Linked DNA regions of Mus musculus: regions 2, 3, 4, 5, 6 and 7 are each linked to region 1. The links are chromatin loops, found by intact Hi-C in ENCODE. Cell type or tissue: left cerebral cortex. All regions are shown on one strand. Region 1 holds the start of Ehbp1 (EH domain binding protein 1). Region 2 overlaps Ehbp1 (EH domain binding protein 1). Region 3 overlaps Gm12052 (predicted gene 12052). Region 4 overlaps Gm39609 (a long non-coding RNA gene). Region 5 overlaps Commd1 (COMM domain containing 1). Region 6 has its middle 68 kb from the start of Ehbp1. Region 7 holds the start of Tmem17 (transmembrane protein 17).

Region 1 (4,000 bases):
TTACTATGCATATGGAGACTGAATTATTGAGAAGTAATATCCCCAGGATATCCAGCCGGGTAGAAACATACATATTTACATTACTGAACCTATCACAAGTGAAGTTACTTAAGGGTCCTTACCATGGCCTGTGAGCTCCTTGAGGGTAGGGAGGATGCCATTTCTGTCCCCAATCAGCAGTTTATGTATATAAACTAGGTAGAATATGAATATATATATATATGTCTTGAATTATTTTAAAATAATGTTCCTTACAAACTAAAAAAAAAAAAAAAAAAAAAAAACCCAAAAAACTAAGAATGCTAAGGTGGAGCAAGCCTTCTTTAGCCAAGAGGACATTAGAAAGTGAGCTTAGTACCAAACATGAGATGACAGTCCTTGATGAAATGGATTTATTTTGTGGTAGTGCTTAATCGCTATAATAAACTAAAATTCAAAAGACCATTTGCTTAAGATTAACTTTTGTCCCTCACTATGTAAGGATTCTCGTTTCTTATCATTCATAGTAGTAAGAGAAAACCCTAAATTTACTTTCCTCAAATGGAAAGAAAGAGGCAAATGACAGACCATTGCCACTAATTGCTTCCTTAAATCCTGCCAAGAAATGTATCCCATTAGGCAATTAAAAGAAAAGACAGTTGCCTGACTAAGCACTTCACAAGAGAATCTCTAAGGTTGTGTGCACTGGCATTCCATTATTCAAATACTGAAAAATACTCTAAGTAAAATGAAAAAAAAACAACAAAATAAAACCGCCATTCTATATGATATAAATTTCTATATTGAGACATATGTGATGTTAAGATAACCATTCTCTGTTTAAAATTATAAAAATAAAGTTATTCTAACACCAATGATAAATGACCATAAGACCAAAACTACTATACTTAGGTGTGTTCTCAGTTGTAGTCCTCTGAGACGATCTGAAATGGAGTGATTAAAATCCACAGAGACAGTACCAGCAACAACAGTGCACACACAGTACTTGTTAGAGTATCTGCACCGTCCACAGCTTCTACACACTTGTGTACCACTGCAAGGTAAACTGGCTACCAAAAGACCCACAGTCCAAGCTACAGGATGGTTAGGCAACAAGACATTAATCTACCCCTAAGCACGTCTTACCATTTCTTTGTACATTCAACCATCAGCTCCTGGTAGGAGGCCACAAACTGGAACTTGGATGCATGTTTTCCCACACGCTGCAGTCGCTTCCAAACTGAAGCCATGGTGATAGGCCAAGAGACTGGAACAGTTCTGGATTAGCAACACAGCAGCTTTGATAAAGCACACGAGCCTTGCATGTATGTCAGTACTTTCAACAAAAACTAGAACTTGAAATGATGCTTGGCGTCCATAAGTCTTCTCCCTGTCTCACAGGGTAAATCCTATCTTAGATCAATGGCCCAGTCAAGAACAGCTGATGTACAGGACAGGATGACTGAGAGGAGGTTCCCTCATGGAGACATCATCATTCCACTTCAGGGACTATATGACGTGGGTTCTGGAGAACTGAAAAGCAAAACACAGACAGAAAGAGAAAGAATATGAGGACAGACGCATGAGAAGTGTTAGATAAGACCGAAACAACCTCTGCTATCTGCGTGGTTTTCAAACAATGAAACAAAACCCCGGCCTCAAAAGCCAGTAACATCAAGGATGGAAGATACTAAGGAAGAAATGACAAATCACACCGAAGACAGGCGGCAATACACCAGGTTGTCAGAACCAACAATTGAGAGATGCCAGTCGGGCCCTGCCTTCCCTACCTAGCATAGCAGAAGGAAGAACAGGGCGGGAAAGTCAGGATGCTGTTTGATATATCTACCACCAGTTAGGAGTTATTTTTTAAATAAACTTTATTTTTCAGCTGATAATGAATAGCCTCGAGCTACTGAATATGTACTTAGCACAACCAGGGTGCAGGGAGAAATGCTGGTTCTGTAGGAGAGGGAAATGGATGGAGAACTAGCAGTGGAGGGAAATCTCACGGCAGAGAGAGGGCAAGGTCCCAGCTCCAGGCCACTTTGCTTCCCCTTCACCTTGGCTGCCAGGAGGAGGGGAATGGAAACTCCTGCCTGGGCTTGAAGCGATGACCAGCCAGGCCAATGGACAGTGCGAGGTGCGGTGCCTCCCTCCCCCATCAGGGGCAGCCGGCCTGAGCCTCGCCTCCTCACGCACCGAGTGCAGACCCCTGTCTCTCCGCAGAGACAGGCGTTGCCAGCTGCGGTCCCTGTCACCCAAGCCTTGCTGTTAGACCCCAGCCTCGGTCCCCGAACCCCGGCCCCTCCGCTCGTCCACTCCAAGCCCTCCTCACACCTCTAATCCCGCTGTCCCCTCCTTAGAGCCGCTCCTCGGTCGCCGCCGCCTCAGAAGCAGCTACCGCCACCGAGTCCTCCATCCCTGCTGGAGCCGCGTGGAACAGCGAAGCCCGGCGCGGTGCTCGTTTGCGGGAGCCGGGGTCTGCAGCTTCCCGGGCGGACGACGCCCGCCCCCTCCCGGAGCAGCGCCCCCTCCCCGGCAGAGCGCCCAGCGACCGTCCCCCTCCGGCCCGCCCGCCCGAGCGAGCCCTGCCAGAGCCGCGGTTCAGCGCCCAGATCCCCCTCCCCCGCCTCCCTCGGCCGCCACCACCATCATTACCTCCCCCGCCGCACCTCTCACACTAACCCTACCCACGGCGGCTCAACCTCCGTCCGCCTCGCCGCCATTGGCCGAGTCTGCGGGAGCCCCGCCTCCTCGGCGGGCGGGCCTTAGGACGAGCGAGGCACTCCATTGGTAGATCTTCATGCCGGTCATAGGGGATCCACCCCCCCAGTTTTTTTTTTTCCCTTAGGTGGAACCCGCCCGGTCTACCCTCTTCTTCTTTAAAAAAAAAAAAGTGTAAATCACGAAGGACGATCCCGCCCATTCCCTGGAATGGTTGAGGGCAGCGGGAGGCGGGAGGACTAAGAATGTTTATAGTGAACTGGAAAGCCATTGCAGAAGGTGGCTGTCCGTCAAAGGCGCCGTGGCTGCTGGGCAGGGTTTCTGGCTCCTGGTGTATGAACTGAGCAGAGTCTGATTCCAGCGGCTGCCAGAGACACTGAGGTGCTGTGGTTTCTCTCCTATTCTCTCCCATCCCCACCCACGAACTGGCTGCTCCTCTCCTGCGCCACTAGCAGCCAGCGGTTTTGCACACACAGCCTTTATTTCACTCAGTTCTTTCCGAGTTTTTCCCTGACCTTGCCAGGAGCCTGCCCCAGGTTCAAGGAGGGCTAAACTGGACATAAATGTTTACAGTACAGTCTCTTCTTGTCCTCATTCTCAGCATTTCTTTGAATCTTGCATTCTCGTGTTCCTTTGCGGTCTCATTATCCTCTGGTATGAGCTGTGGGTGGATTAGGGAGTGGTTGACTATGTGGAAAGGGTGGTTAAAGGCAAGGGAGAGGACGAAATAACTTAATAGTTTGAGAGCAATGTTGTTTACGTCTATTAAGAGGCAGCTGACATGGCCTGAAACTGTATTTCCAGAGGTTAGCATGGTTTTCCTGCTTCAACATCCAGGTTACTGAGATCGCTGAGATGTTAGGTGTACACCCTTGACATCACAAGTATATAGCACAAGATCCCTTTTGAGGCTGTGAAAGCTATAGACTTCTCAAGGGGCAGAAAATATCCATCCTATCCAAAAAACAAAAATTTGCTTTCAGCCTTAGATGTTTCACAGACATCTAAGGTGTAGAGAAAGAATGAAGAATAAAATTACAACTTTTCGGGACTAAACAGTAAAGTCAAATTAAGGAAGCTAGGGATGTACCTAAGAAAGGGGGTATGAGAGAAAGGGGGAGTCAGAAGAGGGCAGGGAAAGGAAGGGGAAGGGGAGAGAGGGGAGCCGAGAGTCAAAAAAGCAAAACTCAGCAATTCCTCCACAAGGAATGAGCAAAGAGTTTGGAAAGAAGATGGAAGCAAGCATGAAAAAGGCAAAATGCAAATTGTTTTCGGACTAATTCCTAATCTTATT
Region 2 (4,000 bases), 60 kb before region 1:
TTCAGGAGGCAGAGGCTGGTGGAGCTCTGTAAGCCGAAGGTAAGCCTGATCTATATACTGAGTTCTAGGACAGCCAGGGCCATGTAGAGAGATCTTGTCTCAAATGACAACAACAAAAACAATTTACATCATATATCTACTGCCACACAGCTTGTGGTAGACTTGCCTGAAAAGTTTTGTTTGTATACAAGTAGCTTTTCAGTTCCAAGAAGCAAACTCAGACATACAAAATTGGGAATTTTGTATGAAATTCATTACATATAAAATGCATTACATAAAAAAGATTACCTCAAGGAAAATGAATTTCTATGAGTAATAAATCCCAAAACTCCATTTCACACTGTCTAATAACAACCAAGTAATTACTCCAAATAGCTTCTGAATCTAATATAAATATTAAAAGCCTACCTTTTAAAATCTAATATATACTTCCTCACAGATTTACCGCTAAAGATGGCCAATTAAAAAGTCCTCTGATTCTTCAATCTCTGATTTTTAGTGTGTTTGTATGCAGATGATAGGTGTTTATGATATGTATTCATATGCATGCATGTGGGGGCCAGAGGTCAAAAGCAAGCGTTTTCCTCAATTGTTCTGCACCTTATTTATAGAGACAAGGTCTCTCACTGAAATCCAGTGCTCGCAGTCTGGTCCAGCAGACTGTCCAGAGAGCTCCAGTAGTCAGCTTGTGTCTACCTACTAGGCACTGGGCACTGCAGGCACCGAGCACCACAGGCACTGGGCACATGCTGCCCCAATTTTCATGATTCTAGGGATCCAAACTCAGGTCCTAGATCCTCAGGTCTATACAGCAAACATATTACCAAATGAAATATCCACACACTCCCACCCCAAGTGACCTATCACCTCTACCATTCAGGGAGGCAACTACTGAGTCAGGCATTAAGAAAAAGACCCTGGAGAAAAATGAGACTGAATGAAATCCTAACGTGTTAACCACATAACTCTTAGTAGATCCTTCACCTTCTTTAGGTGTCAATATTTTTAAAGTAGGGCTACATGTCTAACCCATAATCTACTGCACTGAGAAAATGAGATACAGTATAAAGCACTCCACATAGCACCTGCTAGGGTGGATGTCCCCAGCAGACTTGTAAGGGTGGTATACTTGAGACTTCGTTTTAATGGGATATTTAGTATCTAGTATAAGTTTAATATTATAGCCAGGAATGGTAGACTATACCTGGAATTTCAGCATGCAGGAAGACCAGACAGGAAGAATACCATGAGTTCAAGAAAAGACTAAAATATTGACAGACTGTTTCAAAAAAAAATAAAAACAATTCTAAGAACTCATTACATCTTGAAACACTTTCAAAGTCAAAAGGATTTTTAGTTTCTTTTTCTGATACCTGCCCTTCAGTATCAGGAAAATGTATTAACTGACTTGCAACCAAAATCCATATTTTACAATAGAATTTAGCACTTTAGCTAAATATTTTATATAAAATGTTGATGCAATTTAAAGTGTAAGCTTATGCATAGACAAAGATGCTTCATGATAACCTACCTACAGAAATTACATTATTTCCAGGCCAGTCAAATCTATCACTTACCACTAGGGGGAGCTACAACTCAGGAAAAGATTTATGCAACGTCCCCAAATTGCAAAATTTTCCCATCTTATAAAATATATTACCAACTTTCTTATTAAAATATTTTAATTGATAAGAATACTAAATTCTTTTTGGAGGCCTTTAAAGGATGAGACTCACTAACATAACACACTATATGTTTATGTTTAACGTCTGTTTCTTTTGACGACTTATGTTTCACTAAGTTTTATTCTTTCTTTCCACCTTAGAAGAATGAGGAAGAGCTCTTCTACCTGCTTCATAGACAGCTTTAGTTCCAGTGCCTGGACAGTGCAACACACTACATGGTCCATGAATACTTACTGCTGAGCACATGGATGAATACTGCTCCGTGTGTTAATTTCAAAGTTAGAAATGCCTGGTTAGATGTTAGGTAGAGCAAACTTATTGATTTTGGGTTTAAAAGAAAAGGTCTAAGATCAGGCTAGTAATTGTCTCGTTGGTTAATCAGATGGCCCATGAGATGGGCTTGGTTATTACATGTTTACAACAGAATCCCTCTTCTGTGATCTGACTGGAAGAGGGAAGTGGGCAATAATAGAAGAACACTGACGACAAAATTGTGTTTAGTGCTTATTAATGAACTTCATTAGGGCTTTACACAGTTTCTTAGCTTAGTGTTGTTAACTTTTTGTTTCCTAAATATTACCAACACCCACAATATAACATAGTAAATTTTAATTTACTTTAAATGAAACAAAGACAACAGAAATGCATTGTGAATCCAAAATGTTCTCAATCTAATTTTTCTATGTTTTAGAGGTGAATGTAGGATTTGACTCCAGATTTGACTGTGATTTTTAATTTACTTTTATAACTTGTTCCTAAAGCATATATCATCTTTCAAAGTGACTATTTCGCCAATGTATGAAAACCTAGTTATATAATTACACTAACAGACCAAAGCATTAAAAGGCCTTAGAAGTTCAAGCCCACTTATTATGAACCTTAGAGAGGTTCAAGAACTCACTTATGAAAACAACAGAGTAGACCAGACTGACCTGTATCAGTTACACTGGCACAGGCAAAGTTAAAACACAGTGGTTTTATCCAGGCAAGTAGTACATGCTTCTAATCCCATCACTGACTTCCAGGCCAGCATGATCTACAACTAGGAATACACAGATAAGCTTTGTTTTGGAAAATAAAAATCTCAAACAAAAAGTTGTTTTAAAGAGACAATGGAAAATAAATATCGATGTAAACGAAGCAGCCATTGCCCAGCACAGCTGCCCTGTGACAGCATGGTGTTCCCACTGCCCGGCAGAGTTGCCCCTGTGACAACATGGTGTTCCCACTGCCCAGCAGGGCTGCCCTTGTGACAGCATGGTGTTCCCACTGCCCGGCAGACCTACCCCTGTGACAGCATGGTGTTCTCATACCGTCCTTTCCTTCAGCACAGTTCCAGGAGACTGCTGAGGGGTCTTTTCTTGCATTCATCAGGACTTGCAATGAGCACCAGGTTTAGCTATAATCAGTAATTATGCACTGCGAAGTTATTTTGTCATAATGAAACAATGATATAGTGGACAGAGAGGATAAGTAGAAAAAAAGGTTGCCTACATTAGACTCACTTAACCAACAAGTGTCCCTGTTGGTGTTGTATAAAGTGAACCTGAACTTTCTAGAGGAAAGAGTTAACACACTTTGATAGAGTTAAAACATCTGCATAGATAAAGAAGAAGATTCTCAAATCTATTTTTGACTGTTTAAACCCATCTTAAAACTGAAACAGATGATCTGCCTAACTTCTAATCTATCTTCCCAGTGAGTGCATACAGCATTTTGTTCCAGGTTTAGATTTACACGACATTCCTTGGCATTAGGTGGTTCATAATTTATGACAGTTGTCCTAATTCTTGGGCTGGCAAGACAGTTCAACAGCTGAAGCACCTGCTACTCAAACATGGACTGTAGTTCTGATCCCCAGCACCCAACTGAATGCCCACCTCTAACCCCAGCACCCAACTGAATGCCCACCTCTAACCCCAACACCCAACTGAATGGCCACCTCTAACCCCAGCACCCAACTGAATGGCCACCTCTAACCCCAGCACCCAACTGAATGGCCACCTCTAACCCCAGCACTTGGGAAGCAGAGGCAGAGAGAGGTTCTTAGAAAGCTCAGTCTGTGAACTCAAAGTGCAAACGAGAGACCCTGCCTCAAAACATACTGTAGAGAGCAGCTAAAGACACCCAGCATCAACCTCTAGCCTCACATACATGCACACATGACCCTGAATACACATATGCACCCACACAAACTACCATGGACACACATACACACACACACACACACACACACACACACACAAAGGCAGTGTATTCTCACCAAATAATGAGTTTAAAAACATTTCAGCCACTATGTGTGTGTGTGTATGTGT
Region 3 (4,000 bases), 330 kb after region 1:
TAAAGTCTTTCCTGAGGCGAAAGTAAACAGGTTTTTTTTTTTTTTTTTTTTTTTTGACCTGGTTAATTACAGATACTTGTCTATGTTCTGTTGTGAATGTCAGCATTCAGTAACTTACCTTAACAATATCGAGCCTGTTGTTGCTGATTGTTAGTATTTTGGCTCTATGAGTTGTTTTGTTGCTTTGTTTGTCTTAGAGAGCTATTTCATCAGGACCTGAGAAAGCTTAGCCCTCAGAAGTGCTTATAGTGAGACCACACAATGACATGCAACATCACTCAGACTCGTGAGTATTCTCCATCCCCCTTTGGTTAGGAGCTTCCACGGATGACATAAAAAGGAAATTTAGCATTGCAGATGATCCTGTGAAACAAGTATATCTGGCAGTGTGGCAATTGTTTGAGGTACTAGAAAGTGTTAGTTAGCCCCGCTTTACTCTGTTACAAACATCTCTTGTAAAGGTGAAGAAAATGAGCTGAAGAACAAAGTCAACATTCCATAGACTGAGGTAGTCAGGAAACATGGTCAGGGAAATGGGGGACTCAGTTAGATGCAACCCAGGACAGCTAAGACGGGGCCTGGCTCTGCATGTCTTTGATTTGACCATGTCACCACAAAGAAATTCCAAAGAGACAAGCCTCCTAGACCAAGCTGATGCAGATTTCAGGCATACAGTAAAGGGCCATCCACCAAGGGTCTCTCTCAGGGCTGTCTTTGCTGCAGCACCGAATGCCCTACAGAGCTAGTATGCTGCAGCTTCCCAAAGTCAGGGTGGACCGGAAGACCCTCCCGCCCCTTTCAGACACATATTCTGCCTGATACAAAACAACCACTCAGTCCACGATACCTGTGTTGTTTTCCAACTATCTTAAAGATTTTCAATCAGAAATTCTACAAGCAAGAAAAACACATGACATTCCCAACTACGGAAATGTATATCCATACCACCATACACAAGTGTTTATAGCTACTTTTTATTCATCGTGAATAATGAATCTGCTTTAAAGACAGGCTGTTGAGTTCGAGACCAGAATTTAGTTTCTCCTTGTCTGCAGCATTCCATGCTGGCATCAAGAGGGCCTCCTTTAATTAGGAAGGACACAAGTGGAAAAGAACGTAATTGGGCTGAGGTTTTAATGCCTGGCTTTGCCAGGCTCTCTTACTGCAGACCCGAGGCACTGGCCCAAGCATTCCACCAGGCTCCACCCAAACCCACCAGCTGGACGAGGAACCACGGGACGTTAGAATCAGAGTAACTTTGGCCAACAATCTGAGACACTTGGGAGAAAATTCATTCTAAATCTAACAGCTTCCTGCTCTCAGGAAGGCCTCTGGGCTTCCGGTGCCTCTGGTCCTCCTTCCCGGCTCTTCTGTGGAGGCTAGCTTCCTCCAAGCTGACCCCGAGGGAGCCGCCTTCTCGTAGGTGGAAAGCGAAGAGAAGAGAGCGGGTAAGCAGTGGAGACACATTGGCTGTACTCAGGACCTGTACCAGAGGTGGCAGGAGGACACCACCGAGCCCTGCTCCACCCATCGCAGCCTCGAGACCCTCTGCGCGGGGATGCTGACCCCTGCTGGCCACCTGAGAGATTGCAGCGTGGCCGACTCCCAAGGGGCGGCAAGTGTAAGGGTAAGGGTAAGGAGATGGGGATGGGAAAGGGGTTGCTGTGTAGTAAGCGTGGGTGGTAGAAGACTAGGGCCAGGATGTTGGGCACCATCAGAGGCCCCTCCACCACCCGGTGGCTGCCCAAGTGCTGTCCGCTCCTCTTGTTTCTAGGAAAAAGAGTGAGAGGAGCCGTAAGGGCTATGGAGCCCAAATCAGCATGCCTCTAGGACCTACCTGAGCCTCCAGAAGACCCCTCAACAGGAACCGTTGTCCGAACCAACCAACTCCAAACCTAAACCTCAGAGGCCTCCTCATGCAGACAGATTGCTGACCTATCTCTGGGGTAGTCAGCTGAAATACCCCAGAGATATTCACGGCCTAATCCCAGGAAGTTTCTTTAAATGGCAAAAGAAACCTAGAGTGTGTTACCCTCGATTATTTAGGTAGATTCTACATGTAATCAGGTATATCACCAAAGGGGAAGTGAGGTAAAGGAATATTTATTTCACTACAGAACAGAAGGCAAGCCATCTTGCAGGAGGACCTGAGGAGAGAAGGAGAGAGTCAGGAGAGAACAGATTCCCTCTACAGTGCCCAGAGTCTCCCCTGACTGATTTGGACCCAATGAAATTCCAAACTCTGGTGTCAAGAACTTTAAAAGAATAAATGTGTGCTGTTTTGAGGTATTGAGTTTGTAGCTTTTTTAAAAAAGCAGCAGCACTGAGGTAATGTGTTGCTTCCCACTCAGTAGTGAGTTCTTAGAATTAAGTGGCTAATGAACAAGACAAACCCCATTTCCATCCCCAGGGAGTTTTATCTGCCATCTCCTGAGCTTTAAAATATTGCTGGCAAATTCTTAGATAGGGTAGCAGAGAAGACAAGGAACACATCAAAAAGACTAGCCCGTAGACATGCAACAAACAAACAAACAACAGCAACGAAGAACAGATTTCACACCTGCTGGGCAGCTACAGTCAAAGTGACAGGGGCAAGCAGTTTCTTGTTTGTTTGTTGTTGTTTGTTTATTTTGCTTTTTTGATGACTTGGAGAAGCCCAGTCCGCACACACTGTTGGAGGGACTCTATGGCATACCCAACCTGGAAAGTAGCTTGGCAATTTCTTTTAAAACTGAGCATACATAACCGGATCACTCGGCACTGTGTTCCCAGGAGTAGCTGCCAGGGATTGAAGCCATTAGAAGGTTCATTCGATCTAAACTCCACTGCGGGTGCTCGCACAGCGCACTCCTCGATACCTGCCTGTACTGGCTAGTTTTGTGTCAACTTGACACACCTGGAGTTATCACCGAGAAAGGAGCTTCAGTTGAGGAAATGCCTCCATGAGATCCAACTGTAAGGCATTTTCTCAATTAGTGATCAAGGGGGAAAGGCCCCTTGTGGGTGGGACCATCTCTGGGCTGGTAGTCTTGGTTCTATAAGAGAGCAGGCTGAGCAAGCCAGGGGAAGCAAGCCAGTAAGTAACATCCCTCCATGGCCTCTGCATCATCTCCTGCTTTCTGACCTGCTTGAGTTCCAGTCCTGACTTCCTTGGTGATGAACAGCAGTATGGAAGTGTAAGCTGAATAAACCCTTTCCTCCCCAATTTGCTTCTTGGTCATGATGTTTGTGCAGGAATAGAAACCCTGACTAAGACACTGCCCAAATGTTTTAGATTCACGAATGAAAGACACACACACACACACACACACACAGCCTCATTTTTAATATGCCCTAAGCAGCCAGGAGCTGGGTCACTACCCAGATGCTTACATGGCTGTACACTTCGTCTCCTGCAGCTCTTAGGCATGACTTTCCTGCTTCCCCATGGTTCCCTTGCCGGGAAAATCTAAGGTTCCCCCCTCTGTCTCCCTGTCCAGCCACTGGCCACTGGCAACTTTATTTACCAATTACAGCCAACTGTGGGCAAGGACCCTCAGAGTCTTACAGACAGACGTACAGGTTCCCATGTGATTTGGGAAACTGAATTAACACAAATAGCATTAGATCCAGTCCACAACAAGGATTCAACTGAGATAACTAAATACATGTATGTAAAACCACCTACACGAATATACATGCTTTGTACATAATAGCTACAGCCCAGAACCCATGGTCAACAGTGCATGGAAATGCAATGTATGTGAGTAGATTATTATCCACAAACCAAAAGGAACAGATCTCATACAGAATGCATAGACCACACTGGCTGAAAGACGCTGTACACAGAGGACTGAGTGTCACTTGATTCCACTTATCATAACCTGTTAAGATGCAAACCTAGCCAGGCTTGGTGGCACACACCCGGTATCAGGAAGCAGAGGCAGGGGCATTGTGATTTCAAGGCCAGCCAGCTCTGTATGAAAATGGTGTTACAGAATAGGCAAATCCACAGAGACAG
Region 4 (4,000 bases), 150 kb after region 1:
CCTTTATGACTCCAAGTAACTAGGGTCTTAACAGAGAAATCATGTGTATGTGACCCTGTGACATGCAGAATTCTCTTAAGGAACCCCATAAGATGATGTGTTCCTGATTTGCTCATATAAGAGGTTCTCATAAATGTCTTATTCCATACCTGAACTACTAGTTTCCTTTCTAGTTGTTTGTATCAGGACCTCCAAAACCTGTGACATCACATAAGCGAGACATGCAGACCTGTTGCCAAGGCAACAGCCACCATATTCCCAGAATCCACTTGGCTCACTTCCCACCTTTACCTGTGTTACATTATCACCTATACATAAAGAAAGCCCCCCCCCCAATCTCTCTTTCTCTCTTTCCCCCTTCTCTGCCACCACCTTGCTCCTCTCTCTACCAATAAACCTCACATGGAACTGTGTGGCCTGGTGTGGTCCTTCTGAAGCCCCGAGACATTCAAGATCACAACACTAGTCGCTGTGATAAAATACCCTGAAAAGGCCACTGAGTGAGGAAGGGTTCATCTTAGTTCACAGTTCCATGTTATATGGTGATTGCTACAGGGAAGTCACGGCAGTGAGAACTTAAAATAGTTGATTATGTCATATCCACAACCAAGAGCAGAGAGAAATGGATGCATATATATACTCTCTGCTTATCTTCTCCTTGTTTGTACAACCCAAAGCCTAGAGACAGGAAAGAGTGTCACCCACACACCATTTAGGCTGGGCCTTCACACATCAATCCCCCAATCTGATGGATAGATAGTCCCTCATTAAGACCCCCTTCCCAGGTGATTCTCCATTGCATCCAATTAGTATTTAACCATCACAGGGACACCATATACCTTTGGAGGTGGCTCTCTAAGGCATGAGAGGAGCTATCTGCCATTGGTAATACTCTAAGAAAGACTCTGACCCAAATTTTCCTCTAGCATTGATCCCTGTTTCAGCCACCAAATTAAGTCTCTAACCAAATGAGTCTGAAGACAGCAGGGGCCAAACAAAAGCAATGTTATATAGACTTTCTGAAGAAACTGAGAAGCAAACCTAGAAGTGCTTCGTTTTTACATTTTTCTAAAACCTTTTTTTTTTTTTAATCACTGTTTTTGAAATGTCTAATTTGAAATGTGTGAGTGTGAACATTTGGGGGCTTGAAGTTTTGCCTATAACGGATGTTCCCACTTTCTTTTCTCTCTCTCTCTCCTCTCTCTCTCTCTCTCTCTCTCTCTTTTCTCTGTTGTTGTTGTTTCCTCTTTAGCTGCTGACTTTTTAAAGTTGGTTTTTTTTTTCATTTTTCTTTATTGCACATGCTCACATGCATGACTTTCAATATCAGCTACCTTTCCTTGATCAATCTTCCATTGCTTCTGGAGCTAGGATCTCTCATTGAACCTGTAGCTCTCCCATTTGCCCAGCCAGGCTGGCCAATGAGCTTCAGAAATCCACCTATCTCTACCCAAACCCCAAGGCTGGGGTCACAGGCACTCAGCAGCACACTGGATTAATCTGTTTCTCAAGAATAATTTGGATTCAGCTGTCTATCATGATACATTCAGTACTGTTAACAAATGTGTTTTCATAGGTGGATAATGAACAAAGAAACAATTTAGGGTTTCTTTCTGGGTCTTTGCTAAGAATAAAGTGATTAAGAGTTTAAATCCCAGCTGACACAGGCAGTTCTATATTCAGTCAACACGAATTTGTTCTTTGTTTGATGAGGGAAACTACAGGAAAAGCTTGGAGTACTCTGTTCTTGCCGTTCCTTGTGGTGTTTACACAGCCCCAGAGCCAGAGGCAGCAGGAGTGAGTCAGACAGCAGTCGCCTATCACGTGCTGAGCATTACAGGACAGTCTGACTGGGGACAAGGCTGCTGGAACTCCACCACCTGCTGGACAGACCAGAGGGAACAGCAAAGAAACGACCCAAAACTGCCAGTTGACAGCAACTGGTCCTCTGAGGAAAGGATTTTCACTTCAACCAGGACATTTTTCTCCTTCTTGCGTGAGAAGTATTCCACCACACGTAATCTAGGGGAAGCGGAGAATGGGGCGGTCTTCAGCTACCAACAGCAGCAGAAAACCTCCCATATTTTTCAAGCATGACAGAGGAAAGGTTAGAATGGACTTTAACCAGTAGGTCCCTGGTGCCTGCCAATGCTCTGCAAATATAACCCACACACACTGCCAATATTAATTCAGCAACAGTTTTTTTGAGTAGCTGATCCCTGTGGCAGCTGTGAACTGGGGCAGCCGCCAAGAGTACTGGAATTACCTGAGAGACATCCCAGAAGCCCAGGGAACAGTGCAAGGGTGGAGGTGGGCAAGCCCATTATTTAAAGGCTTAGCAGCTAAATTGGAAGATCTGTGACCCCCCATCCTTAGATTTAAAGGGACAACACAGACTAGCTAGGGATTCTGCTATTTAAAGGTATAAAAAGCCCCAAAACAGATATCCCAGGCTACTCATGGGAACATAACAATGTCATCTTTTAAATATTTTTCTTTCTGCCTGGGATGTGTGGGGCATACAAAGTGGAATCATAAAAATTAAAAAGTTACTCTAATCCCTTAGAATTCATAGCTTTCCCTTATTTTACCCTCCTGTGCCTGGAAATGGGTCTTTAACCTTCTTTACGAATGAAGGCACTGGCTCTTGGGGCTGCTCAAGGCTATCCAGTTAATAAGTGACAGAAATCACAGATCTAGGTCTGACCCTAAGCCAGTAACCTTTCTTGGTGCTTCACTTCCTTCACAGAGATGAGGTGAGTGTCCCTCCCACACTCTCAGCAAAGAGGCCCTGTCTAGATACAGAAATTACCTGCTGTGCCTGTAAGTGACTGCCTTCACTGCTTTTCTACCACAAGACATTGCTCACACTGTCCTCCTTATGCAATGGCTTGCTGTGACTGTGGAGTAGTTTTATTGTTTTGTTTTGATTTTGATTTTTTTTTTTTTCTGTTTGGGATCACACTGGCCAGCTGGCTCATGTTCAGACCAAGCCATCCAACTGTGCTTGACTGAGAGGCTGTAGTCCCCACTCAACAAACACTCTGAGGTTACTGTAGTCACTTAAGCCAAGGTTATCCAGTCAGTCTGTGGGTATTTAATAAGCACCACTACCTTCCTCTGGGCCAGCCTCTTCTCTCCTCCACCATATGTGTGGGGTTTCTCCAAACATGATTCAGATCTAGTCACTCCTCGCCTTAACAGCGCCCCTGCATCTTCGCAGTGAAGATAAGACTTGTCACTCAGGTCTGCCCATGTGGCTCTGGACTAGAAGTAAACTGAGATCCTGAATCAGAGCTCGTTTGTTTTGATAGAGCTTCGAGAGTAAAAACTTCTGCCTGCCTTGTCTGTGCAAATCACGAGAGCCTAGGTCTCCTCCTCGCCCCAAGACAGGGAAGTGTAGGCCTACAGGGCCCTGACACCGCCAGCGTTCATGTGTTAAAGTTGGCTGTGAATTTCCTGGTGGCCAAGGGAAAAAGGAAAACAGACACATTATCTGCATTTTTGTTAACAGAAAAAATAAAACTTACAAAGCCTCTTACTTATGAGACAGTCTTAATATTTTTATGTTACTATTTTATATTCTTCACATCCTTAATTGTAAAATTACTACATATTTTTGCTACCAAAATCAAATAGCATAAATATCTACAGAACAAAATGTATACATTTCTCTTATCTAAATCTACTTCCCCTTCTCCAGGAGACAAAAATCCCTTGTCTTAGTCAGGGTTTCTATTCCTGCACAAACATCATGACCAAGAAGCAAGTTGGGGAGGATAGGGTTTATTCGGCTTACACTTCCATACTGCTGTTCATCACCAAAGGAAGTCAGGACTGGAACTCAAGCAGGTCAGAAAGCAGGAGATGATGCAGAGGCCATGGAGGGATGTTCTTTACTGGCTTGCTTCCCCTGGCTTGCTCAGCCTGCTCTCTTATAGAACCAAGGCTACCAGCCCAGAGATGGTCCCACCCACAAGGGGCCTTTCCCCCTTAATCA
Region 5 (4,000 bases), 680 kb after region 1:
GCCAGCCTGGTCTACATATTGAGCTTCAGAACAACCAGTACTAACACACACACACACACACACACACACACACACACACACAAAGTATATTTTTAAAAAATGAGAAATGGAGGTTATAAAAATAACTTTTATTCACCTGATATAATTGTCTCAGAGGCTTACTGTTGAATAATCTTATCCTTTTTAGTTCTTTCTGAACTCTGGCTGGCTAGTTCAACTCTGCCGTTCTGGCTAAAACTCCTCTCCAAGTTGACTGACTCAATCTGACTTCTCTCGGCTTCTAACTGAATTGCTCTGTCATCAAACTAACTCTGGCAATTTATTCTAATCTTCTAGCTCCTTCCTATTGTCTGGCTTCTGCTGCCTCTGCTGACCTACACTGACTGCATGAACTCAGGAACAAACTCAAGTCCACTGTGCTGCACTCACTGCACTGACCCCTGACGGACTCCTCTCCCTGCACTGCTCTTAAATAGCTTCTATTTCCCGTGCGTTCTCACAGGAGTTGGGAATATCCTATCTCTGACTCATTCCGTCAAATCTTTCTCTGATTCACCACTTTGCCTCTCAATTAGACATCACTTTCAAACACTAGTGCTGCTTCCTCTGCACACTAATCTTATGTGCATTGTTTGGGATTGAAGGTGTGGAGTGCATCTGCATTCTAGCCAGAGCACACAGAACTAGGTCTTTGGATGTTATCCCTTCCCAGAGCAGCCATGTTGCTGGATTAAAATTCTTCTACAGGAGGCAAAGAAAGTTGTAAAAAGGCTAATTTATATTTTTGCTTTCATCTTTATGTGCGTATTCATATTCACTGTCAGGATGCTCCCATATGTAGCCACTCCTTGAATATACAGGTACAAGGGGCAAGGAAATAGTCTGTCTCACTGATGTTCACAAAGTCCAGAGGTATACAATGATGTTGACTTGAATACATGGCTATATTTCATATAAACTAATAATAATTTGTTTTCTAAAATGCAAAATATGCTCTGGATAAAGAAAGGTAAATTTAAAGTCGTAAATGGTAATGGCAGGTTCTCTGTTAAGAAATAGTGTAGGGCTAGAGAAGATGGTTCAGCGTGTAAGAACGTGGCTGCTCTTACAAAGAACCAGGTTCAGATCCCAGCACCCACATGATGCCTCACAACCATCTAGATCCAAGGGAACTGAAGCTCTCTGTGGGTACCAGGCATGAATACGGTACACAGACATACATGCAGGCAAAGTACTCATACACACATAGTAATAAAAATGACTTTTTAAAGCTAGGCCATGGTGGCACACACCTTTGAGTACAACACTTGGGAGGCAGAGGCAGGAGGATCACTATGAGTTCCAGGTCAGCCAGGGCTGCACAGAGAAACAAAAACCTGAGAGAAAGAGGGGTGTGGGTGTGTGTGTGGGGGGGGGGGGATTTTACATAGAAACCCTGTCTCAAAAAAACATAGATAGATAGATCAATAGATAGGTAGGTAGATAGATAGATAGGCAGGCAGTCGTATAAATAAGCAAGCCCAGGCTGCAGTCTAGGATGACTTTCATCTTCCAATCCTCCTCCTCCTTCCTCCCCAGTTCTAGGACTGCAGCCGTGTACAAGCACTGTGCCTGGCTATGCAAAATTCTGTGGAATTTGTTTTGTTTTGTTTTTTTAATGAAAGAATTAGTTGAAACAATTTCTTTTTCTAATTTTTAAATTTGTTTATTTCATGTGTATGAATGTTTTGCCTCAATTGGAGACCAGAAAGACCTCTGATCCCCTAAAACTGCAGTAACACTGGGTTGTGAGTCACCATTTGTGTGCTGGGAATCAACCCTGGCTCTTCTAGAAGAGCAACAAGCACTTTTCTTTTCCTTTCTGTTTTTCTGTTTTTGTAGACCAGGCTGGCTTTGAACTCAGAGATCCGCCTGCCTCTGCCTCTCAAGTGCTGGGATTAAAGGCGTGCACCACCACCGTCTGGCTCCCACTCTTTTTAATTTTATAATTAAAAATTCTACTATATTAATTTATCCATCTGTATGTGACATGTACTTGTCATCCATGCATTTGTAAAGCTTGTGCCGCCACTGCCAGCCTGCAAAAAGAGCTCCTAACCACTAAGACATCTCGCCAGACCCATTGAAACAAATTTTTTATTAAAAATAATTTTAATTTCAAAATGCCAAGCCAAATGTTTAGATGTTTTTATACACAAAATTATTACTGTTGAATAGCCAGCAAAAGTATTTTCTGCCTCGAACATTCCAGAATAAGGAAACATTTAGACATCTTTATGCAGTCCTGCAGCTATTAGCAAACCAATATTCTACTGCCGCCTACAGTAGAAAAATAAAATTACAGCTAAAACCTAAACGTACGCCCATATTTTACCTCAGGACTGTGTCATGCCAAGAGACTCGTGCAAGATAGTTGCTGCAAGTTCACATCCTACCTGGGCTACCCGTGGAGTCCCAGGCCAATCTATATTAAAGACTGAGACTGTATCCCAAGTAATTAACTCACAGGTTTTTTTTTGTTTGTTTGTTTGTTTGTTTTTAGAGACACAGTTTCTCTGTATAGCCTGGCTGTTCGGACACTTTTACAGACCATACTGGCCTCAAACTCAGAGATCTGCCTACCTCTGCCTCCTGAGTGCTGGGATTAAAGGTGTTCACCACCACTGCCTGGATTTGTTTAATTTTCTTGTGTGTGGGGGGGTACTCTTTAAATCTATTTTTACTAATGTTTAATTACATTATCCAAACCATATTGTAAGAGTAAAATCTTTCTCTATAAGAGGGACCCAGACCTTAACACAACTGACTCCATGATGGAAGTGCCATTCAGGCCATAAAACTCAGCACACAGACAGCACCACCTGCCAAAAATTAAAACAAAGATTTAATCAGTTAAAGCCCATAAGCTATGGGAAAGATTCTAAATGAACTGACCTTGCTTCTGACTAGTTCTGCTTCTGGCTAGATGTTCTTGTTAACTGAAATATGTCAACCTAGGATATGGTTTTGGTGCTTAAAAGGTCACCCTGAGAAAGGCTCAGTGTTGCACTGCAGTCCCAAACACACAGTGTAGTACCAGCAGCCTAATAAAGATTTTCTAGCTGAGTGACAGCATTGTAGCCCTTTAATCCCGGCACTCAGGAAGCAGTGTAATCAGTATAGTATTTTTTTAAAAGTCTTTACACATGTAAAAATAGCTTAGTCAGGACCTCCACTACAGCCAACACTGTGTCTGATACCCAGAACCCAGCAACTTCACACACTCAAGAGAACCTGATACAGGTATAAACCCCATGATGCGGACTGCTCTGCATATCTGGAGTGATACCTCCTAGATGAACCCTGTGGCTGGACAGTCTCCCCAGGATCCTGACCCTCAAATCAGAGACTTCTGTAAGACTGGACCTGACCTCCAGCTAAGATACATCACACAGGTGAGCACCTTGGGGATAAAGACTTAGGACCATATTTAGAAATTTAAAGTGTGAACCTTGTATGATGACCCTCAGCATAAAATATAACTTTTGCTATACACAGGTATCTACCTTCTTTCTTGTGACACAGAGGCAGGCAGAGCTTTCTTCTTAGTTAGGGTTTTACTGCTGTGAATAGACACCATGACCAAGGCAAGTCTTATAAAGGACAACATTTAACTAGGGCTGGCTTACAGATTCAGAGGTTCAGTCCATTACCATCAAGGCAGGAACACGGTAGCACACAGGCATGGTGCAGGAAGAGCTGAGAGTCTGACATCTTCATCTGAAAGCTGCTAGAAGACTAGCTTCCAGGCATCTAGGATGTGGGTCTTAAAGCCAATGACACACTTACTCCAGCAAGGCCACAGCTTCTAACAGTGCCACTCCCTATACAAACCATCACATTCTACTCCCTGGCCCCTATAGGCTTGTGCAAGCATAAGAGCCTATGGGGATCATACCTAAACATAGCATGATGCAAGGCCAGTCTAGTCTACAGAGCAAGTTCCAGGACAGCCACAGCT
Region 6 (4,000 bases), 68 kb after region 1:
TCAGAAAGGTAATTCTCATGGTTCTCTTCTTTATTAAGTATAAAACCAAGGCTTTTTAAAAAAGTAAAGCCTGTGGTTTCACTGATATCTATAGCAGGGTCAGCCTGGGATCAAATAAAACTACTGTATACTCATGTTCTTATGTTTACACTTCTCTATTTAAATATGGGAAGAAGCTTTGCCATTATCTATCAGAGATTGAAAGATCCTCATACAAATGTGATTGAGACACTTGAATGCTTTCTACACGGGCATAGTAGCTGACCACAGAGGCCCAACACAACAGATTATCAAGTATGAGTTCATTGGCTTTACTGTTCTAAGAAATTTAAATGGCAATCCTTAAAAAGGAGTCTCCTATTTCTGCACCCCACTCCACGGACTAAGAAGGCCTCAGATAAGAATGTTTCCTCTAGCATTTAAAGGAGGAGGAAACCATGGCATGCAGGGAGAGCCACACTGGAGTAACACTCAAGAGGCTGCACTCCAGTTTTACTTGGATTCCCTGTGGGTACATGGAAGATACGGTCCCTCTCTGGGAAGTTAGTAATGGTGATGGTCATGTGCTAGAAGTTTAGGCAGCAGAACTAGTAACGCTGTTTCAGTGAAGCCATACTGACATTTCACAGGAGATATTATAACCCCTTTAATTAGAAACAAAAGGCTAGAGATGTCAAGTCATATGATTTTTGTTAAGAATTAGAACATCTAAATTCTGAATCTGCATCCAACTGGTTCCACTATAACTGCAAATGGTTAGTCTGGAACAGGGTGTTTCAGGTGTTACCACAGTTGTTGGTGTTGGAAAACAAACCATGTGAAATGCAGATTCTGATGCAGGTGAACTATTGTGCTGCCCAGCACCCTGCACTTGTCACAAGCTCTTGGATGATGCTCTTGCTCCTGAAAGCACATTTCAGACTAGCAAAGGAAAGGAAGAATGCTTCCTGTCAGAATGTGTGGCCTCAGTTTACCCATCTGCAACACAAGGAGGTTTAGAAAGCTATTTTGAAGATGCCCTGCAGTTCCAAATCCTTAGTGTCTGGGGTCTACTATGGTGTTAAGAAACCAGATCACATGTGAGTGACTACTTGTCACATGGATTTCTAACCCAGTCTCAGATAAGATGCTGGCTGATTTATGTATCTTCCTGCAGCATCTCTGACAGGTTGGGATCAGCCACCCTCACAAATTACATTATTGTTAAGCTTTAGGCTGAGCTAAAATCATACCAAAAGAGTTCAAAGTACTTCTTTACATAAGTGTCTTTAAAGATTATGAATGTAAAAATAGCTTCTTGTGAGATGCTTAGATGGCAGGCATTCTGTTTAATAACAGAAATGAGAAGCCTCCCAAACCGTAATGTTGCACAAAACATTTAAATACGTTAATGCTTCATTTCAAAGTCTTACAGAAATTGAGGTTTTCTGAGTTAACAAAATATACTTCATCACAGATGGTCTGAATGATAAAAGAAGCAGCGCACAGTGCAGTGAGACTAAAAGCATCACTTTTAGCTGAGTGTGCTGGAAGTCTTTAAGGAAATCTTTCCACATATAGCTTTTGCTAAGTGTTGATCAGTAAGAGCATGTCATAAGCTTTCCAAAAAGTTTAGCCCTATATGATGCCCAACTGTCCTCAAGGAGGCCATTTTTAATTAAAATGGGTGTCCTGGTTGAGATGTACTTTCTTATAGCTCTGTGTCTATATAAGAGTCTGGCCCCAAGGAAAATGGGCTTTGCTCTTCCAAGAACTGCAGTCTGAGTCATAAGCAACATTTCTAAACTAGAGGTAGGATAGAAGGAGGGTACATCTGGCCTTCTAAGTAAACTTACACGTGGAAAACGATTTCCTGGTGGTAAGGAGTAAGAAACTGCAAGTGGATCTTCTGATAGATGAATTAGAAAGAAGACACAGAAACATATCCACCTGGAAGGTCCTAATTATAATTTGGTCCGAAGCAGTCTAGTTGGAGAAGCTGTGATGTCCGTGTTTATTTAACCAATGCTTACTTACCTATGGCAGTGGCAATCAAATCTTTATATTGGTTGAAGCTATTTTTTCCTAAATGATTTCTTCTGCAAATAGAATATAAAATATGATAAAGCTGAGCTTCTCCATCTTAAGTTTGCAAAGGTCTCCTTAGAGGTGCTTTAGTTAACACAGGCTGTGTTCTATATCAACTGCTGCCTAATCCACTACCCTAAGGCCAGCATGGCGGCTCACTTTTATAATTGAGGAGGAAGGACTGCTGTGAATTCGATGTTGGCCTGGATTACAAAGTAAGCTCCAGAGTAACTTAAATCACAAAGTGATCATCTAAAAGAAAATGAATGCAAATGAATGCACAACCCATGCCAGAACTAAGATGCTAAAACCACACCTATTGTTCTCATTGGTCTTATGGCTTGAGTAGATTCTGCTATGACATTCTTGTGAGGACCTGGCAGTTGTGATCATCAAAGCCTCTGAAGGTTTTCCCAGCCTGGACATACAGATGCCTCTTTTGCTCCTGAGTCCTATGCATTCGTGCTCCTGGAGTCTCTATGTGGCATCTAACCACCCACTGTTTTTCAGTGCAGATTAGGATGCTAGTAGCAGTCATCTCTGGGTAGCAGCACTTCTTTCATGACAGCTAAGTTCTACCAGGCAAGAATTGAAACTCCCAGGGCAGAAAACAAAGACACCTCCACAGTATTCCGTTGTTGAAGAAATCGTGTATTTTTCTGAATCAGATGGTAGAAAAATCGTTATCTTTTATTGTAAAGGTGGCACAATGTCATTTTGTGAAAGAATTTATGGTCCAAGAGATTTAATTGCAGTCAAGTTTGGGAAATGGCATTTGCCACAGTTGAAAAGCACTATTTTGGCTTTTATATGACTTTTTCTGAAGGGAGACTTTAAAAAGTATCAGTTTACTTCAGATAGAACATTGAGAACAAACCAAAGAAACAATTCTACCGGTCTAGTTGTTGTTTGTTTTATGTGTATAAATATTTTACCTATATGTATGATTTGCACCATATGCTTATCTAGTTCTCACAGAGGTCAAGAGGAGGGCATCCACATACCCTGGAACTGGAGTCATTAATGGTTGTGAACTGCCATGTGAGTGCTCTGGAAGAACAGCTGGTGTCCTTAATCATGGAGCCATCCCTCCAGCCCTGAAATAATTAGTTCATTGGAATTGTTAATAGGAGTTTTAGTAATGGTTACTACTTATAGAATCATCAAAATATCAGATGGTTGTATTACCAATAAGCTCTTTCCAGCATGAGTGGTAACCCAGGAAAACTATATAACTGCTGGCCTAACTTTCAGGCAGGGCCTTGTGAACTTATAAATTCTGTGAACTTCCTGTGCTTTGCCAAGTCTTCTCTCTTCCTCTGGGAAGGAATGTTTCAGTCCAAAGAAAACAGCTACTCCATCCTGCAGATCTTAAGTGCTTCCTACTATTCTACATTGTTCCCTGAACCTGATAGTGGGTGATATAGATGTCTGATCATTTTAATCCATTTATGGCTGAGTATTAGGTTACTATGCCACAGCAATGGTCACATTTTCTCAGCAACTTTAATGGTTATGAATATTTGGAGTAGCCACAACCCACTGCAAAATAAGTCTTCCTCTTTGACTGAGATTTGTTGAAGTAAACATTATTTGGGGATTTCTACACTACCTTAAATCATTTAGTTCACAAATAAAAGACACAAAACCTTCATATTTACTCAGGCAGGAATTGGAGCAGAGACCCAGACCTCTGTGCACTTTCTATGACCGAGGAGAATCAGCCTCCAGGGAGGGCACTGACCCTGGGATGTAGGTGAGATTGCCATCTTGTATCCCAGGTCCCTCAGAGACCAGTCTGCACAGGAGAGCACTTGGGCTGCAGAAGCAACATAGATTCTTGGACAGGGTCCCTTCATAGCTGAGCTCCAGACCTCTCTGTACCTTCCATGCAAGAGGAGAGCTTGCCAACAGAGAGTGCTCTGACCACTGA
Region 7 (4,000 bases), 230 kb after region 1:
CATAACTGCTCCTAAGTAGAAATTACACAGGAACTTATCAACATGAAAGAAAATTCATAAAAAATGTTGACAGCAAAGTCAGATTTTCTTTTTAAACTTGAATGTGCAATCAGTCTACTATAAAGTATAAAACAGGCCACTGCTTCACAAGCAACTGAGAAAGGGTAGCTCCTGGAGATGATGATACTGTTGACTGACCTGGGACCTAATACATCCGACTGTGCTTTTCTTTATGTCTATTACACCTAATGGTTTGTTTTGGTTTTTGAGGATTTTGCAATGTATCCCAGGCTAACCTTAAACTGGAGATCTCCTGTCTCTGCCTTCTAAATGCTAAAATGATATGTCTTAAGAGAAAGCAGGGAAAGGCTGATATTTTTAGTTTTAAAATCACCTATATTCCAGAAACAACTGCTTTCAATACTTTTAAGTTATTTCCCTGTCTTCTGAAGCAGGTATGCTTGGCTCATCCACCCTCTTAAGAATGTCAAGGGCAATTTTCTGAGGAACATCCTTAGTGAGGTAACCCAATCACAAAAGAAGTCATTAGATATGCACTCACTGATAAGTGGATATCAGCCCAGAAACATAGAACACCCAAGATACAATTTGCAAAACACAAGAAAATCAAGAAGAGGGAAGACCAATGGGTGGATACTTCATTCCTCCTTCTAATAGGGAACAAAATACCCATGAAAGGAGTTACAGAGACAAAGTTTGGAGCTAAGACGAAAGGATGGACTTTCCAGAGAATACCCCACCCAGAGATCCATCCCATAATCAGCCACCAAACCCAGACATTATTGCATATGCCAGCAAGATTTTGCTGAAGGGACCCTGTCATAGCTGTCTCATATGAGTCTATGCCAGTGCCTGGCAAATACAGAAGTGGATGTTCACAGTCATCTATAAAATGGAACACAGGGCCCCCAATGGAGAAGCCAGAGAAAGCACCCAAGGAGCTGAAGGGGTCTGCAACCCTATAGGTGGAACAACAATATGAACTAACCAGTACCCCCAGAGCTCATGTCTCTAGCTGCATATGTAGCAGAAGATGGCCTAGTTGGCCATCATTGGGAAGAGAGGCCCCTTGGTACTGCAAACTTTATATGCCCCAGTACAGAGGAATGTCAGGGCCAAGAAGTGGGAGTGGGTGGGTAGGGGAGGAGGGCAGAGGGAGGGTATAGGGAACTTTCGGGATAGCATTTGAAATGTATATAAAGAAAATATCTAATAATAATAAAAAGAATGTCAAGGGCATTTTTTTAAAATATCTATGTTCGTTTTCCATTTCCCTCAAGAAATGGTGCACCAATTTTGCAGAGGAATTGCTATGGTGTGAGAGCTCCTTGTGGCTCAGCCCAGGTCCGAATGGCTTATTACTTGTGATCATCTTAAGACGACGCGGCTTTAAAGCAAGACGGAGGAACCCGCCATTTTCAGCAGCACTAGGCCACGTTAGGCTGCGGGCCCGTGGCCCTGGCTCGCCTCTCCAAGGGGAAGCCTCTGGAGGATTCTGTAGCGTTCGGGGAAGCCCAGGTACCAGGTCCCTAGGGGCCCCGCACTGCCCGGTTGCCAAGGGAACCGCCACGCGCCGCTGTGCCCGCCGACTAGCGGGTGTGTGAGAGGCCAGCGGGCAGGCCAGGCATGGAGCTGCCGGACCCTGTTCGCCAGCGCCTGAGCAACCTCAGCCTCACCGTGTTCGGCGACTCCAGCCGCACCGGGCCAGAGTCCAGTGATGCGGCCGGTGAGTGGCGAGGGCGCAGGCCCACGCGGGGGTGTGGCTCGCGGGCGGGAGGCCGCACAGGCCGTGCCCGGGTGAAAGATGGCTGCTCCGGCTTCAGCCAGGGCTCTGTGCCCCGGGAGAAACCACGGCCCTGCGGCGGACCCGGGAGACCACGCGCTTCCGCCGCCGCAGCTACTGCACCCGGTGGCGCGGTCGCCGAGCGGATCAGGATGCGGATCAGGAACGCCTTCTTCCCCACGCGGGTCCCCGCTGAGTCCCCAGCGTGACAGCCGCCGGCTCACACAAAACCGGGCTGTGTCCAAACCCCTCCTAGCAGAGCAAGACCGGCTGCTGCCAAACCGACAAGGCCTTCCTCTGCCTGTTCCTTCTTTCTCCCTGTATAAAAAACTCTCCTCCCGAAATCTAAAAACGAAATACCAACGAGTTAACTCCAGCTTCTGCCTCCTCAATCAGGAGGACAGCATACATGGTTGTCTCCTTTGAAATCAAGGAATTGGAAATCCTTTCGATGGCTTGGTTTGGGCTTTCTTATTTTTATTTTTATTTCTTAAATAGGGCATTGAAAAGCAAACCACTTGCCATCATTGCATGTTGTCACCTTGGTCATTCGTGTAATTTACGCTATATGGAGAAAAGCCTGTAAAATTAGGATTTCGTGTTTCCGATTCAAAGTGTGAGCCGTACGGGGCACTAAAATCGAATAATACAAAGTCTCTGGGAAAAAAAGTGTGTGTGGGGGGGGCGGGGGTGACATTTGTTCTGAAGTTCTTTAGAGCCTCAGCAGCCTAGATAGTCGTGATGGTGTGGACAGCAATAGAACTAGGTAAAGACATCAGCCCTGTAATTTCTTATGGTTCTTACGTGTCAGAAAATATTGTTTTCCCAGACATTCAAACGTGAGAAAAGCTGTTTAAGTTCACTGTCTCTGCCAAGACAGGCAATTAATTGGTCAGAAAAATTTGTCTGACCAATTATATAATACTTAAATTTTATCTCATTACAGAACTTAACTGGAACTTTTGTAAAATTTAATGAACTCACACCTTGTGCCTTGTGGTTCCTCTTCATTTGGTCTGATTTTTCAATTGTATAAATTTGATGTGTTGAAGTATGGACATGAGCCTACATAAAATCAAAACCCTGACATTCTAAACAGCCACTCTTCTCAAGCTATATCCCCATAGCCTTTAAAACAAACAACAACAAAATTTATTTGGTTACAATGCAATCAAGAAGTACCTGGGCTATCCTGAAATTTTCTAAGTAGTCCAGACTGGCTTTGATCTTGAAATATTCCTGCTTCAGTCTCTTTGCAAAAAAAAAAAAAAAAGACTACAGTTTCTGCTCTAAAGGTTCTAAAAGTATCAGCTTAGCTAGTGTGTAATTACTTTCCTGTTTTCTTCTTGGCGAATCTGACTGTAAGATCACACCCACAATGGATCAAGAATTGTACTGTTGCCCAAAGTAAAATAATAATAATGAAAAAAATCCTAGTGGATTTTCCTTAGCGCTAACAAATTTTAAAAATTCCTAGCCCAGAGGTAGTAGTGCATGCCTGTACTCCCAGCACGCAGGGGCCGAGGCCAGCCTGGTCTTCAGATCAAGTTCCAGGAGAGCCAGGCCTTTACAAAGAACCCCGACTTGGAAAAAAAAAAATCATTCCTATATTTGGGATAATTTAAGAAGTCAAAGCAAGAAAAAGCAGACCACAATAGTCAGCCTTGCTCTTAAAACTTAATTTGCTTCTAGAGACCATGAATTTTTCATTAATTTATTTATTTTTATTTTATGTGCATTGGCGTTTATGCTTGTATGACTGCATGTATGCTTGTGTTACAGACAGTTGTGAGCTGCCATGTGGGTGCAAGATTTAAGTCCAGGACCTCTGGAAAAGCAGTCAGTGCTCTTACCCGCTGAGCCATCTTCCCAGCCTCCAACCCCATGATTGTTTTAAAAGTATTAAATGTCAATTAAAAAAAAAAAAAAAACTATGCAGAGAAAAACAAAAAACAGTCTCAAGGAATTTGTAATTTCTAAATTCTTACATTTAGAACAACCAATTTAAAATAAGAATGTAGTTAAATTTATAATGTATTTTTAGGGTTCAATTTTTATAATCAAATTCTTGTTGAGGGGGTTGGTGAGATGGCTCAGCAGGTAAGAGCACTGACTGCTCTTCCAAAGATCCTGAGTTCAAATCCCAGCAAACACCTGGTGACTCACAACCACTCGTAATGAGATCTGATGCCCTCT

What was found. A loop is a pair of places that touch in the nucleus more often than their neighbours do. Peaks named below come from ENCODE experiments on the same cell type or tissue, not always from the same donor. Only the 100,000 strongest peaks of a DNase experiment are listed, where the experiment ranks them.
Region 2: a loop joins it to region 1, with 2.5 times the contacts of the local background. A loop is called at or near these places in 6 of 42 quality-filtered maps.
Region 3: a loop joins it to region 1, with 4 times the contacts of the local background. A loop is called at or near these places in 9 of 42 quality-filtered maps.
Region 4: a loop joins it to region 1, with 2.1 times the contacts of the local background. A loop is called at or near these places in 4 of 42 quality-filtered maps.
Region 5: a loop joins it to region 1, with 3 times the contacts of the local background. A loop is called at or near these places in 10 of 42 quality-filtered maps.
Region 6: a loop joins it to region 1, with 2.2 times the contacts of the local background. A loop is called at or near these places in 2 of 42 quality-filtered maps.
Region 7: it touches region 1 in a loop (5-fold over the local background); 10 of 42 quality-filtered maps call a loop at or near these places.

Annotation. Positions count from the first base shown.
Region 1 is chr11:22,284,363-22,288,362 of GRCm38, forward strand. It overlaps Ehbp1 (EH domain binding protein 1), which reads right to left and starts at 2,433. Exons shown (of 25, transcript NM_153078.4): 1 at 2,320-2,433; 2 at 1,126-1,512. The coding sequence starts at 1,229. In left cerebral cortex, a CTCF peak has its summit at 2,405; DNase peaks (open chromatin) are centred at 1,203, 1,555, 2,136, 2,782 and 1 more place; H3K4me3 peaks cover 3,389 bases; H3K27ac peaks cover 2,149 bases.
Region 2 is chr11:22,224,243-22,228,242 of GRCm38, forward strand. The region is part of intron 5 of Ehbp1 (EH domain binding protein 1); the gene reads right to left. Among named protein-coding and RNA genes, the nearest start is that of Ehbp1, 61 kb to the right of the region's middle. In left cerebral cortex, a CTCF peak has its summit at 1,574 (motif pointing right); a DNase peak (open chromatin) is centred at 1,586.
Region 3 is chr11:22,616,204-22,620,203 of GRCm38, forward strand. Gm12052 (predicted gene 12052) reads left to right here. Exons shown (of 5, transcript NR_166746.1): 3 at 198-286; 4 at 1,154-1,627; 5 at 2,118-2,289. Among named protein-coding and RNA genes, the nearest start is that of Gm12052, 6.5 kb to the left of the region's middle. In left cerebral cortex, a CTCF peak has its summit at 1,572 (motif pointing left); a DNase peak (open chromatin) is centred at 1,540; H3K4me3 peaks cover 577 bases; H3K27ac peaks cover 504 bases.
Region 4 is chr11:22,435,870-22,439,869 of GRCm38, forward strand. All of the region lies in intron 2 of Gm39609 (a long non-coding RNA gene), which reads right to left. Among named protein-coding and RNA genes, the nearest start is that of Gm39609, 5.5 kb to the right of the region's middle. In left cerebral cortex, a CTCF peak has its summit at 1,881 (motif pointing left); a DNase peak (open chromatin) is centred at 1,828.
Region 5 is chr11:22,967,352-22,971,351 of GRCm38, forward strand. All of the region lies in intron 1 of Commd1 (COMM domain containing 1), which reads right to left. Among named protein-coding and RNA genes, the nearest start is that of Zrsr1, 2.7 kb to the right of the region's middle. In left cerebral cortex, a CTCF peak has its summit at 2,324; a DNase peak (open chromatin) is centred at 2,318.
Region 6 is chr11:22,352,661-22,356,660 of GRCm38, forward strand. No RefSeq gene overlaps it. Among named protein-coding and RNA genes, the nearest start is that of Ehbp1, 68 kb to the left of the region's middle. In left cerebral cortex, no CTCF peak of the experiment used is centred here; DNase peaks (open chromatin) are centred at 1,546, 1,709 and 2,464; H3K27ac peaks cover 1,933 bases.
Region 7 is chr11:22,510,837-22,514,836 of GRCm38, forward strand. It overlaps Tmem17 (transmembrane protein 17), which reads left to right and starts at 1,447. Exons shown (of 4, transcript NM_153596.3): 1 at 1,447-1,747. The coding sequence starts at 1,648. In left cerebral cortex, a CTCF peak has its summit at 1,614; DNase peaks (open chromatin) are centred at 1,899 and 2,543; H3K4me3 peaks cover 1,582 bases; H3K27ac peaks cover 1,701 bases.